2 separate regions of the Homo sapiens genome follow, and region 1 is linked to region 2. A link is a contact called in ENCODE POLR2A ChIA-PET data. All regions are on one chromosome and are shown on one strand. Each heading gives the region's core, a stretch centred on a gene start or an enhancer-like site at or near the end of the contact. The rest is flanking DNA. Distances are from core to core; before and after follow the strand shown. Region 1 overlaps ERC1 (ELKS/RAB6-interacting/CAST family member 1). Region 2 holds the start of RAD52 (RAD52 DNA repair protein).

Evidence for each region. ChIA-PET counts read pairs that join two places held with the same protein, here RNA polymerase II (POLR2A).
Region 1: POLR2A ChIA-PET joins it to region 2 with 6 read pairs in A673. The contact joins the enhancer-like site here to the promoter of RAD52 in region 2. POLR2A ChIA-PET finds 5 or more read pairs at or near these places in 8 of 52 experiments (A673, BJ, H1 and 5 more).

The regions. Positions count from the first base shown.
Region 1 is chr12:1,010,880-1,018,185 of GRCh38, forward strand. The region is part of intron 1 of ERC1 (ELKS/RAB6-interacting/CAST family member 1); the gene reads left to right. Among named protein-coding and RNA genes, the nearest start is that of ERC1, 23 kb to the left of the region's middle. Within about 2 kb of position 3,417, at least 4 of the 41 ENCODE cell types and tissues checked have a DNase peak (open chromatin) inside an H3K27ac peak, as active enhancers do; they include A673, where a contact is called at or near this core.
Region 2 is chr12:945,780-953,433 of GRCh38, forward strand. RAD52 (RAD52 DNA repair protein) reads right to left here and starts at 3,915. Exons shown (of 12, transcript NM_134424.4): 1 at 3,823-3,915. RefSeq lists enhancers at 3,087-3,745, 3,238-3,317, 3,746-4,404, 3,868-4,137.

The DNA of each region.
Region 1 (7,306 bases), core at 2,167-4,666, 65 kb after region 2:
CACCCGTTTCTTGGAGAAGACCAGAAACATGTTTATAATGCGTACCCATGCGTTATATACACAGTGTGTACTAGGAAACCTTACTGCCTTATTTGTGGTAGTTTCAGTAGACCCACTCAGGTCTGAAATAATATTAGGCATTTTACATCCGTATTATTGGAAATAATGAAAAATTTTATATGTGCCAACTGCATTTGGTGATAGCAACTGCAAGTGCTGTGTTGAAAATGACTTTGAGACTAGGTACAAAAGGATGAAGTGTTCACCCTGGAATTACAGTGGCTCTCCTTTTGTTTCTGTTTAAGTCTTCTTAACATTTTTCCTTTTTTTGTTTTTTGAGACAAGGTCTCACTCCGTCACCCAGGCTGGAGTGCAGTGTTGCCATCACCGCTCACTCTCACAGCAGCCTTGACCTTTTGGGCTCAAGCTATCCTCCTACCTCAGCTCCCAAGTAGCTGGGACTACAGGCATGCACCACCATGCCCGGCTAATTAAAAAAATTTTTTTGTAGAGACAGGGTCTCTCCGTATTGCCCAGATTGGTCTCAAACTCCTAGGCTCAAGCGATCTGTCTACCTTGGCCTCCCAAAGTGCCAGGATTACAGGTGTGAGCCACCTTGTTTGGCCAACATTTTCCTTTTTAAATAAGTAGTGTTTACCTGTTTGGAAAATTTTGACAACTATTAGGAAAAAACTAGGTTTCAGCTCATCTTTTGGCTGTGCTTATATTTGCAAAATTGAGAGTATACTGTAGATTAAAATATATTCTTGAAGGCTGGGCACAGTGGCTCATGCCTGTAATCCTAGCAGTTTGGAAGGTCAAGTTGGGCGGATCACCTGAGGTCAGTAGTTCAAGACCAGCCTGGCTGGTTAGCCTAGCTAACATGGTGAAACCCTGTCTCCCCTAAAAATGCAAAAATTAACTGGATATGGTTGCAAATGCCTGTAGTCCCAGCTGCTTGGGAGGCTGAGGCATGAGAATTGCTTGAACCCAAGAGGCAGAGGTTGCAATGAGCGGAGATCACCCCACTGCACTCCAGCATGGGTGACAGAGTGAGACTCTGAAAAAAAAAAAAGCATATCCTTTTTCATTATTGTGTTATAAACGTTTTTTAAATGGCAGACATTGGTTTGTAAATGGTTTTTGTAGGCTTCATGTTAAGTCATAAAGATTTCACTTAAACATTTCTCAATGAAGTGAGTACTAATAAAGCTGGTGTATCTTTATAAACTTTTCTCTACATTTTGGATCATTTGAGTAGATTGGTTTTTCCTGTTCATAGAATTACTGGATCAAAAGATATGTTTTTAAGACCCTTACTGTAACCATTTTCAAACTTGCTGCTTCTCAGATACTTTTATTATTTTTGGGAAGAAACAAATACTTACTGGGTTCCTATAATTTTTCACTTAAACCCTTTTAAACTTATGATATGCTTCAGACATGCAAAAAGATACAGAGAATGATGTAATTAATATCTGTGTATCTACCACCTAGCTTAAGAAATAAACAGTCACAGACTTAAAATTCCTGTGCAGCTCTTCCTGATTATAAATGTCTGTATTTACCAACAGTGATGTGGATATTTAATCTTTTTTTTTTTTTTTTTTTTGAGACAGAGTCTTGCTCTGTCAACAGGCTGGAGTGTTGTGGCGTGATCTTGGCTCCCTGCAACCTCCACCTCCTGGGTTCAAGCTATTCTTCTGCCTCAGCCTCCCAAGTAGCTGGGACTACAGGCCCAGCTAATTGTATTTTTAGTAGAGACGGGGTTTCACCATGTTGGCAAGGATGGTCTCGATCTCCTGACCTCGTGGTCTGCCTGCCTTGGCCTCCTGAAGTGTTGGGATTACAGGCGTGAGCCACTGCTCCCGGCTGATATTTAATCTTAACCATTAATTCAGGTCTGCGTCCAAGATCTTTTGGACCAGAATTCAGAATTTTTTTCAGATTTTTAGAGAGATGACATGCATATATTATATATAAGCTAACTTTTCAAGTATGTTTTGGGAATGGTCCCTAATTTCTTCATTAAACACTTTGGGATTACTGACCCAGTCCAGGTCTGGTTTTACTATCATATTAGTTATAAATTTTTGGATTTTTAGACATTTTTGTTATTCAGTCTTGTGAATAGACGTTTGTGAACAGGTACATCTGTTTTACTTTGTTCAGCTTAATCACTGGTAGAATTTGTTGAACTTTGTGTTGAGCTGATCACGATGTAGTATGAGATGTATAAAATGCAAGGTAACATAATTTTATGTCCAAACAATTTAATATTTTAGGATTTTATGAAATCAGGTTATCAGTGAGCACTAGAGTCGTTGGGGAAGGCTACACAACCTAGAACTTGACTTGTTTCAACTAAGTGGCGCAGATTGCTGTTACAACTGGAGAACAACTATGATTAACAACCTTGTGTTTATTTCTAAGTATCTAGCTTGACAAAATATTTGTCATGATGAGAACTTTGAGAGAACTTATAATTAACTTGATTAATTGATAAGAATTATTAAAAACTGCAGTTAACTTGATTGTAAACTGAGTTACCCTTCCATTAAAAAAAGGCGAAATAGTAACTGACAAGTGTTAAGATTGCTCGTTTACAATTGATGTGTCATTGCTGCTCCAAGCAGAGGTGGCCTTTCAGATAGGTATGCTCTGAAACAGTGCTGCTTTAGCCACACTGTCGTGTAGTTTTAGTCTCTAGTCAGTATTGGAGAATCAGATTAAGGTTATACAACTAGATGCGTAGTGTTAGCAGACTTAATACATTTTAGTTACATGCTGAGTGTAGAGGCAGAGAAATCTGTGCCTTCATTAACTTGTAGATTTATTTTCTTTCTGTCTTTCTGTCTGTCTGTCTTTGGGTCTGTCTGTCTTCCTTTGTCACCCAGGCTGGAGTATAGTGATGTGATCATAGGTCGCTGCAGCCTTGAACTCCTGGGCTCAAGCTGTCTTACTGCTACAGCCTCCCAAGTAGCTAGGGCTAAAGATGTGTGCCACCACACCTGGCTAATTAAAAAAAAAGTTTTTTGTGGAGACGAGGTCTTGCCGTGTTGCCCAGGCTGATCTGAAGTGATCCTTTCGCCTTGGCTTCCCGAAGTGTTGGGATTATAGGCATAAGCCATGTGCCTGGTGATTTTTTTTTTTTTTAAACTTCCTGCTACTTACAGAGATATTAGCAATCTGTCTATGCCTAGCCCATTAATTGCTGTGTAAATTAGTGCCGAATGGTTGTGGAGGTCTTTATTTAAACCTGTAGTTTATAATGAGACTTAAAAAAATGTAAGTTTTTTTTTTTGTTTGTTTTTGAGACAGGGTTTCACTCTGTTTCCCATGCTGGGATGCAGTGGTGTGTTCTTGGCTCACTGTAGCCTCTGCCTCTGGAGTTCAAGCAATTCTTATGACTCAGCCTCCTGAGTAGCTGAGATCATAGGCGTGTGCCATCATGCCTGGCTAATGTTGGTATTTTTGGTAGAGACGGGGTTTCACCATGTTGCCCAGGCTGGTCTCGAACTCCTGAGCTCAGGAGATCCACCCATCTTGGCCTCTCAAAGTGTTGGGATTACAGGCCTGAGCCACCACACCAGGCCAAAAAAAGTAAAGTAATACACACTCACTATAAAAAGAAAATGGAACAGAGAAGAAAAGTATGTAAGTAAGGAAAAAGGTGATTCCATCTGGTCTTTCAGAAATAGGCTTTTACCGTACAAATCATTTCTGTGTATATACAAACATACGTGTATATATCCTTTGTACACAAATGAGATTGCCTCGTAAGCATTCTTCTGTAACCTGGTTTTTTTCCCACTTCACAATATGTTTTTGCATGTCAGATCTATATCTTAGATATAGATATTTACTTAATTTTTTTTTGTTTTTGTTTCTTTTTCCTTTTTTTGAAATGAAATCTCACTGTCACCCAGGCTGGAGTGCAGTGGTGCAATCTCAGCTCACTGCAACCTCCGTCTCCCAGGTTGAAGTGATTCTCCTGCCTCAGCCTCCCAAGTAGCTGGGATCACAGGTGTGCGCCACCATGCCTGGCTAATTTTTGTATTTTTAGTAGAGATGGGGTTTCACCATGTTGGCTAGGCTGGTCCCGAACTCCTGATCTCAAGTGATCTGCCCTCCTTGGCCTCCCAAAGTGTTGGGATTACAGGCATGACCTACTGTGCCCTGCCTCTTTTTCTTTCTTTTTTTTTTTTTGAGACAGTCTTGCTCTGTTGCCCAGGCTGGAGTGCAGTGGCATGATCTTGGCTCACTGCAACCTCTGCCTCCGGAGTTCAGGCAATCCTCTCACCTGAGTAACTGGTACTACAGGCACACACCACCTTGCCCAGGTAAGTTTTGTATTTTGGTAGAGACAGGAATTCACCATGTTGTCCAGGCTGGTCTTGAACTCCTGACCTCAAGTGATCTGCCCACCTCAGCCTTTTAAAGTGCTGGGATTACAAGTATGAGCCACCATGCCTGGCCATTGTTTTTCTTTTCTTTTTTTTAAATTAGGATTGCCTGAAAGAAATTTTTTTTAAACAGCAGCATTGTCTTTTGTAGTTGAGAGATACATAAATTTATTCAACTAATCTCTTTGGAAATTTAAGCGGTCTCCTTGCTGGTACAAACAATGCAATAATTGAATATCATTGCACATTATGTCCTTGAACCTGTGAAAATATATTTTATGGAGAATATTTTTTAAAGTGAAACTTCTAGTTCAACAATGTGCACATTTTAAATTTTGATAGATTGTGCCAAATTGTACCTCAGTGGGATTTTAAATTTTTGGTTTATTGTTCATCTTTTCACAGGGAGCCTAGGATAGCAGCATATTTCTCGTCCCTAGTAATATTTATAACCCTTTAAGAAAATGAACAGGATCTTTAAACATGTTGAAATACAGTATTAAAAATATTTGACTCGTTGATGAGCATAACCCCATTACATCAGGTTGTACTAGTAATTTTGAGATTTATGTGAGAATTTCACATATAATTATTTAAATAGCTAATGGGTGGTATATTACATCAGGTTACATCAGGTTGGACTAGTAATTTTGAGATTTATGTCAGAATTTCACATATAATATTTAAATAGCTAATGGGTGGTATATTACATCAGGTTGGACTAGTAATTTTGAGATTTATGTCAGAATTTCACATATAATTATTTAAATAGCTAATGGGTGGTATATTACATCAGGTTGGACTAGTAATTTTGAGATTTATGTCAGAATTTCACATATAATTATTTAAATAGCTAATGGGTGGTATATTACATCAGGTTGGACTAGTGATTTTGAGATTTATGTCAGAATTTCACATATAATTATTTAAATAGCTAATGGGTGGTATATTACATTTTCTGGTTCAACTTACAAATATAGCACATCTGTGTTAGCCTAGTCCATTATAGTTAGTTTGAAGTAAACTGCTGTGTTGCTATTAAAGAATTTTTTTGCTTTCATTTGTCTTAATGATATTTGGTGTTCCTTTGGAGACTCAGTTCATAAAGAGCTATTATTATTTTTCTAATCTATGAGGAGAGTGAGAGATTGCTGTCTGCAGTTGCATGTTATGCTCGTAGCTATTTGTGGGAAGAGTGAGAATTAAAGGCTAACATATAATCATTGTGGGTAGAAGTATTTTTATTTTTAGACTTCTGAGTATAATGGATTTCTGTGGGGTGAGGCGAGACTGGGGCTGTTTTTCTCTCACAGTATGTATATAACCATTGGGATCAGTGCTTTTCTTTTCTTTTTTTTTTTTTTTTTGATTTTTTTGGATACACTGTTTCACTCTGTCACCCAGGCTGGAGTGCAGTGGTGCGATCTCGATCTCGGCTCACTGCAACCTCCGCCTCCTGGGTTCAGGCAATTCTCCTGCCTCAGCCTCCCAAGTAGCTGGGTTTACAGGCGTGTACCACCATGCCTGGCTAAGTTTTGTATTATTAGTAGAGATGGGGCTTCACCATGTTAGCCAGGCTGGTCTCAAACTCCTGACCTCAAGTGATCTGCCTGCCTTGGCCTCCCAAATTATTGGGATTATAGGCGTGAGCCACCGTGCCCGGCTTCAGTGCTTTTCTTAGGGAAAAATGATTCTGGAATTTTTGAATATTTTTATTTATTATTTTTTTGAGATGGAATCTTGCTCTGTCACCCAGGCTGGAGTGCAGTGGCATGATCTCGGCTCACTGCAGCCTCCACATCCTGGGTTCAAGTGATTCTCCTGCCTCAGCCTCCTGAGTAGCTGGGGTTACAGGTATGTGCCACCACGCCCAGCTAATTTTTGTATTTTTAGTAGAGACGGGGTTTCACCATGCTGGTCAGGCTGATCTCAAACTCCTGACCTCAGGTGATCCACCCGCCTCAGCCTCCCAAAGTGCTGGGATTACAGGCATGACCCACCATGCTCGTCCTGAATATTCTTTGTGTTTTTTTCTGACAGGCTTTGTGATGTGAATAGTAGTGAATTGATAGTGAAACTGTATTGTTAATAAACACATAATTTAAGATAAGCCAGATTTCTGGTAATATTCTTCTCAGAATTAGATTTTAGGAAATTTCTCTAAATGTAAATCCTGGAAAGCTTGCAGAGATTTAAATGTTGTTCTGGTATTTTTTTTTTTTTTTTTTTTGAGACGGTGTCTTGCTCTGTCACCTAGGCTTGGAGTACAGTGGCACAGTATCTGCTCACTGCAACCTCCACCTCCCGGGTTCAAGCGATTCTCATGCCTCAGCCTCCCAAGTAGCTGGGACTAGAGGCGTGCGCTATCACACCCCGCTAATTTTTGTATTTTTCGTAGAGATGGAGTTTCACCATATTGGCCAGGCTGGCCTCGAGCTCCTGGTCTCAGGTGATCTGCCCGCCTCAGCCTCCCAAAGTGCTAGGATTACAGGCGTGAGCCACCATGCCCAGCCCATCTGGTATTTTTAAAAAACTCAAAATATAGGGTACAAAATTCATCTTAAGTGCTTGGTACATCTTTAGCTTGGTAGGTCTCTGACATAGAGTTTAATAGAGATTTTTTTAGTATTGAGAACCCATTTGTCCCCACAGACATATTTTCTGCGTGTGATTGCTCTGTGTGTATGTGAATTTTTAATTTCTTTCTTAGATGAGAGGCATTAGTCTGTTTTTGAGCTTATGCCATCTTCTTGGAATTAAGATTTAGCTACAGAAGTTTGTATTCTTATTAATGCAGGAAGAACAGTTTTTTAAAAAATTGAAATCTTGCCCATTTAGTTAATTATTTTCAGGGGATAGATGACAAAAGTAAATTGCAAGACATGTACAGAAGGAGGTTG
Region 2 (7,654 bases), core at 2,665-5,164:
TTTGGGAGGCCGAGGCAGGCAGATCATGAGGTCAGGAGTTCGAGACCAGCCCGGCCAACATGGTGAAACTCCGTCTCTACTAAAAATACAAAAATTAGCTGGGCACGGTGGCGGGTACCTGTAATCCCAGCTACTCGGGAGGTTGAGGCAGGAGAATCGCTTGAACCTGGGAGACGGAGGTTGCAGTGAGCCGAGATCACGCCACCGCACTCCAGCCTGGGCGACAAGAGTGAAACTCCGTCTCAAAAAAAACAAAAAAACACGGTGGGAACATAGGATTAATTCCCTCACACTGATCATTTCTCTGCACTCCCACACTCAGCCATTAGAGAACTGCGGGGCCATACACTAATCACTGAATCCCCAACACTCAGCACAGTCCCCACTCAGCACATAGTATGAAGAGCATTTTAGCCTTATTTTAGCTTCTCTCCACATCAAAACTGCCAGTTCAATATTAAAAATGAGTGCCTTGAGTGAAGAAATGCTAAAAGCTGCAGAGATGGAAAAATATCCACTAGGCTTTCTGCCCTTGAAGCACTACTGAGACAGTCAGTTCTCATTATTCAGGGTAGTTATGTCCTGTAAAGCCATCATGAACACTGAACTAGCAAATACTGAGCCACTGCTCCCAGGGGAAATACAGGGTTACTCAACAGGCCAATACATAACCTTGTTTTATGTGTGCTTCTGTTTAAAGATATCTTATTTAATATATATTGTTGATGCAGTAACATGAACTCACAGCCAACAACAAAAGTGATGCCTGAACAAAGCTAATCTAAAAGCTTATCTTTTCTCTATAAGATATATCACAGCCTTCAACTTGGAAATGCTAGACAGCACTTCTATTCTTGGAGGCCCCTATAAACAGCAAAATCACCAAAAGCACAAAAATACAAAAAAACATGGCACTACGTATACAGCCAAAATAACACTTATGAACAGTTTTAGAGCTGAAACAGGAAGGCAGAGTGTCACCTTATTTGAACATAGCTGGGAAAGCATACAGTGGGTGACTCAAAATTTTTCACAACTAGTCTCTCCCACAGCTAGCTCAGTTACATTTTTCATACACTCATCTCCAACTACACCGTTTATACTACAAGATAACACGTTTTGGTGTACATTACACAACAGCAATCTCTGACGGTTTCTGCCTCCCTGAGAAGACCAGCACACAAACATTTCTCTGCTTGATACCACGATAATTAACGGCCTGGTAAGTGGTGAACTGAGAATAGAACACTTTAAAAAACACTCCCAGAGGGGCGCAGTGGCTCACGCCTGTAATCCCAACACTTTGGGAGGCCAAGGCGGGAGGATCACCTGAGGTAGGGAGTTCGAGACCAGCGTAACCAACATGGAGAAACCCCTTCTCTACTAAAAATACAAAATTAGCCGGGTGTGGTGGTGCACACCTGTAATCCCAGCTACTCGGGAGGCTGAGGCAGGAGAATCGCTTGAATCCAGGAGGCAGAAGTGGCAGTGAGTCAAGATCTCGCCACTGCAGTCCAGCCTGGGCAACAAGAGCGAAACTCTGTCCCCCCAAAAAAACAACAGACAAACAAAAAAACAAAACTCCCGCCCAGGTGTGGTGGCTCACACCTGTAATCCCAGCACTTTGGGAGGCCGAGGCGGGTGGATCACCTGAGGTCAGGAGTTTGAGACCAGCATTGCCAACACGGTGAAACCCTGTCTCTACTAAAAATACCAAAAATTAGCCTGGCATAGTGGCATGCGCCTGTAAGCCCAGTTACCGAGGAGGCTGAGAGAAACTCTGTCCCCCCAAAAAACAACAGACAAACAAAAAAACAAAACTCCCACCCAGGCGCGGTGGCTCACACCTGTAATCCCAGCACTTTGGGAGGCCGAGATGGGTGGATCACCTGAGGTCAGGAGTTCGAGACCAGCATGGCCAACATGGTGAAACCCTGTCTCTACTAAAAATACCAAAAATTAGCCGGGCATAGTGGCATGCGCCTGTAAGCCCAGTTACCGAGGAGGCTGAGATAGGAGAAGCGCTTGAACCCAGGAGGTGAGGTTGCAGTGAGCCCAGATACGCCATTGCACTCCACCCTGGGCAACAAGAGTGAAACTTCATCTCAAAAAAAAAAAAAAAACAAAAAAAAAACTGCCCTAAACGATACCAGACCTGAGGCCACTGAATTACCTGACCCAACCCAAGAGTTAAATGCTAGTTTCCAAAAACTTAAGTTTTAAATGTCTGTGCCTCAGACTGCGAGTTCTGTGGAGGACTAGACCTAGAAAGCCTAGAAAATCACCAGTATCCATCAAAAATGGAGAAACAAAATGTGGTATATCCACACAATAAATAATTCAGTTATTTAAAAAATGAAGTTGATACATGCTACATACAACATAGATGGACTTTGAATCATGAAGTGAAATAAACCAAACACAAAAGAACAAATATTGTATAATACAGTACTGAGAATGGGTAAATTCATAGATTAGTGCTGCTGGGAGTAGGAGGAAATAATGGGTGTCTGCTAATGGTTTTAAGGTTTCTTTTAGGGATGATAAAAATGTTCTGGAATTAGATAATAGTGGTGATTGCACAACCTTGTGAATATATTAAAACCACTGAATTGCACACTTTAAAAGGGTGAATTTAGACTGGGTGTGGTGGCTCACACCTGTAATCCCTGAACTTTGGAAGGGCGAGGAGTTCGAGACCAGCCTAACCAACATGGTGAAAAATACAAAGTAGCTGGGTGTGGTGGTATGCGCCTGTAATTCCAGCTACTTGAGAGGCTGAAGCAAAGAATCGCTTGAACCCAGGAGGCGGACGTTGCAGTGAGCCGAGACGGCGCCACTGTACTCCAGCCTGGGCAACAGAGCGAGACTATGTCTCCACTTTTTTTTAAAAAAGGGAGTGAATTTAATTGTACGTGAATTATAACTTTTTTTTTTTTGGATGGATTCTCGCTCTGTCCCCCAGGCTGGAGTGCAGTGGTGCGATGTCGGCTTACCGGCACACCTGCCTACTGGGTTCAAGCGATTCTCATGCCTCCGCCTCCCGAGTAGCGGGGATTACAGGCGCCCGCCACCAGGCCTGCCTAGTTTTGTATTTTTAGTAGAGACGGGGTTTCGCTATGTTAGCCAGGCTGGCGTAGAACTCCTGGCCTCAAGCGATCCTCCCGCATCGGCCTTCCAAAGTTCTGGGATTACAGGTGTGAGACGCCGCGCCAGACCTCTATCTCAATGTTATAACAAGGCTCAATACTCAGCTAAAGTGAGCGTCAAATTTTTATTTTTATTTTTTCCCCCGTGACAGGGTCTCGCTCTGTCGCCCGGGACGGAGTGTCGTGGTACGGGTGCGATCTCGGCTCACTGCAGGCTTGACCTCCAGGGAACATGGGGGCATGCCGCCACCATGCCCGGCGTCAAATTCCTTTTAAATCAATCATTTCTTCCCAGCGTCCCCCGCTCCCTGCAACTCAACTTCGTTTAGCTATTAACACAAACTTCAGATTCCCCACGCCTGTCTGCAGGCAGCATCTCCAAGGAAGCGCCACCACGGACACCTGGCTGTCCGCACCGCGGTGGGGTCCCGGCGCGTTGGTGCCAAGTTTCCTGTACCCCGCCTTCCTACCCACCTCTCGGGAGGCCCGGATACTGAGCCCCTCACTGCACTGGTGAACTAGAACAGGCCTCTGGACTCAGCATCTCTACGCTGAGACCTCAGGATCAGGTCCACCGCAGCCCCAGGTTCTCGACCCGGAAGCTGAGCCTTCCCACGCTCCACACCCACGGCTAGAACCACCCCGGGGGAAGCCGCTCTCCTCCCCCACTTACGCGCCTCGGGCAGCGCGCGGTGCACACAGGGAGCTCGATCTAGGCTATGGACAAGGGGAAGAGATCTTAGATGGAGGCCGCGCAGAGGAGAATGGGAAGGGTGCGCGAGCGTCTCTGGGAAGAAGGTCCGAACCCACGCCCAGCGCCGGAGGGGGAAAAAAAAAAACACAGACCAGAGAAGGAACCGTAAATCAAGTCGGAGGGGAAAAGAGCCGCAAAGCCTTCTGCGGCAGCCGTAAAGCAACCTGGAGGCGCGGTGCTGGCTTTTACGTTCTGAGCCGCTCGCCCTGCCGCTTCCCTGCGCGCCCTCTGCCTCCTACTTCCCGCCAGCTTCCCTCGGTCCGCGGCCGTCGGATCTCTGCTGCCCCCTGGTGGGCCTGGCGGTTTCGTCAGGCCTTCAGCGGCTAGTTAGGCCCGGGTGGTTCACACTTCACATGCCCAGTGCCCATTAGGATGCGGGGCCCGCCCACCCATGCACAATTGGGAAAATCTGAGGATGAATGGTTGTCAGAGACCTTCCCAGATTCCGCCCGGGCCGAGGCAGCGGTGGACCTGGTGGTTCTCGCGGCCTCTCACCACCGCCGCGCACATCCAGTCGTCACCGGATGGCGCCTTCGGTTAGCGACGACCGCAGGGAAATGGAGAAGTGCGGCTTGGGGGGCGAAGTCCCCTCTAGAATGTCCCCTGGGGCCGGGCGTGGTGGCTCAGGCCTGTAATCCCACCACTTTGGGACGCCGAGGCGGGCTGATCACGAGGTCAGGAGTTCGAGACCAGCCTGGGCAACATGGCGAAACCCTGTCTCTACTAAAAATACAAAAAATTAGCCGGGCGTGGTGGCGGGCGCCTGTAGTCCCAGCTACTCGGGAGGCTGAGGTAGGAGAATGGCGTGAACCCCGGGGGACGGAGCCTGCAGTGAGCCGAGATCGCCCCACTGCACTCCAGCCTGGGCGACAGAGCGAGGCTCCGTCTCAAAAAAAAAAAAAAAAGTTTTTGTAGCGACAGGGTCTTGCTATGTTGCCCAGGCTGGTCTTGAACTCCTCGCCTCAAGTGATCCTCTTGCCTCAGCCTCCCAAAGTGCTAGGATTACAGGTATGAGCCACTGCACCTAGCCCACTTATCATTCTTTTTGTGGCGAGATATTTTCAACTTACTCTCTTAGAAATTTTGAAATATACAATAAATTATTATTAACTATAGTCACTATGCTGTGCAATAAATCTCAAAATTGTATTCCTCCTGTTTAACTGTTAACTTTGTACCCTGAGACCAACATCTTCATCTCCCCATTATCTCCCCCAGCCCCTTATTCCCCAGCCTCTGGGGAATTTTTAGTAGAGACAGGGTTTCTCCATGTTGGTCAGGCTGGTCTCGAACTCCCAACCTCAGGTGATCTGCTCACCTCAGCCTCCCAAAGTGCTGGGATTACAGGTGTGAGCCACTGTGCCCAGCCAATATTGAGCATTTTTATGAACCTGTTGATCATTTGTATGTCATCTTTTGATAAATGATTTTTTTTTTAAAGAGTCAGGGTCTCAAGCTATCAAGCTGTTGCCCAGACTGTACTGCAGTGCTGCAATCATGGCTCACTGCAACCTCTAACTCCTGGGCTCAAGTGATCCTCCCACCTCAGCTTCCCAGGTAGCTGGGACTACAAGCATATGTCACCACACCTGGCTAATCTAAAATTTTTTTGTAGAGACAAGGTCTTTCTATGTTGTCCAGGCTTTTCACAACTCCTGGCCTCAAGCAATTCTCCTGTCTCAGCCTTCCAAAGCACTGGGATTACAGGTGTAAACCAGTGCACCTGGTGCCCTTTGCCCCCTTTTTAGTCGTGTGATCTGATTTTGCTATGAGTTGTTTGCTTTCTTCACATATTTAGAATAGGATAGTAACCCCTTATTGGATATATGGTTTGCAAATATTTTCTCTCACTCTGTTGTTTTCTTTGTTGTGTCCTTTCATTTCTGATTTTGGTAATTTGTGTCCTCTCCTTTTTTCACTAGTCCAGCTAGATGTTTATTAATTTTACCTGTCTTTTCAAAGAACCAGCTCATGGTTTTATTAATTACTACAATTGTTTTTCCATTTGTTTGTTTCACTGATTTTCATTGTTATCTTCATCACTTCCTTTCTTCTGCTCACTTTAGGTTTACTTTACTTTTCTTTCTTTTTGTTTCTTATGATTTTAACCTTTTTTTGTTTTAAGTAAAGGCATTTAAACTATTAAACTATAAATTTTCCTCTAAGAACTCCTTTAGCTGAATTTTATAAATTCTGAAACATAATTTTTGGGGTAAATGTATTTTAAAGTTACCTACCTGCATGTTATTGTATATATTATATTGTTTTCTTTTTTTTTATGAAAAACTTTTTTTTCTAAGAGACAGCACCTCACTCTGCTGCCCAGGCTATGGTGCAGTGGCACGGTCATAGCTCGCTATAACCTCAAATGCCTGGGCTCAAGTGATCCTCCTGCTTCAGTCTCCTAAGTAGCTAGGATTACAGAGGCTACATGCCCAGCTAAGTAAAAAAACATTTTTTTGGTGGAGGCAGGGTCTTGCTATGTTGCTCAGGCTGGTCTTGAACTCCTAGCCTCAAGCAATTCTCCCACCTTGGCCTCCCAAAGTGCTGGAACTGCAGGTGCATGACACTATGCCTGGCTAATTAAAAAAATTTTTTTTAGAGAGGGGTTCTTACTATGTTTCTCAGGCTTGTCTTAAACTCCAGGGCTCAAGCAATCCTCCTGCCTCAGCCTCCTGAGTAGCTGGGACTACAGGTGCTCACCACCATGCTCAGCTCTAAAAACTACATTTTAAAAATAGTTCCTGCTATTCTTTGTTGTGGGTTGAATTGTGTTCCTCAAAAAGACAGGTAGAAATTATAACCTCCAGTACTTGTGAATGTGACCTTAATTAGAGAGGGGTCTTTGTAGATGTAATCAAGTAGGATGAGGTCATACTCAATTCAGGATAGACCCTCTTCAATATAATTGCTGTTATAAGAAAACAGGCTGGGTTCGGTGCCTCACACCTCCCAACACTTTGGGAGGTCAAGACGAGAGGATCGCCTTGACCAGCCTGGCCAGTTCGAGATCAGCCTGGCCAACACGGTAAAACCCCGTCTCTACTAAAAATACAAAAATTAGCTGGGCATGGTGGTGGGTGCCTGTAATCCCAGCTACTTGGGAGGCTGAGGCAGGAGAATTGCTTGAACCTGGAAGGTGGAGTTTGCAGTGAGCCGAGATATAGTCATTGCACTTGAGCCTGGGCGACAAGAACAAAACTCTGTCTCAAAAGAAAGGGAACGGAAGAGAAGGGAAGGGAGGGGAAGGGGAGGGGAGGGGAGGGGAAGGGGGAAGGGAAAAGGGGAAGGGGAAGGGAGGGGAGGGGGGAGAGGGGGAGGGGAGGGGGAGGGAGGGAAGGGAGACGCCCGGGCCAGGTGGCTCACACCTGTAATCCCAGCACTTTGGGAGGGGGGCGGATCACTTGAGGTCAGGAGTTTGAGACCACCCTGGCCAGCATGTTGAAACCCCGTCTTTACTAAAAATACAAACATTAGCTGGGGATGGTGGCACATACCTTTAATCTCAGCTACTCGGGAGGCTGAGGCAAGAGAATTGTTTGAACCCGGAAGTGGAGGTTGCAGTGAGCCAAGATTGTGCCATTGCACTCCAGCCTGAGCGACAGAGTGAGACTCAGTCTCAAAAAAAATAAAAATAAAAATAAGAAAACAGAGACAAAGACAGAAGGAAGGCAGCCCTCTGAAGATGGAGGCAGAGATTGCAGTCATTATGCCAGAAGCCAAAGAACATGAGGCCACCGGAAACTGGAAG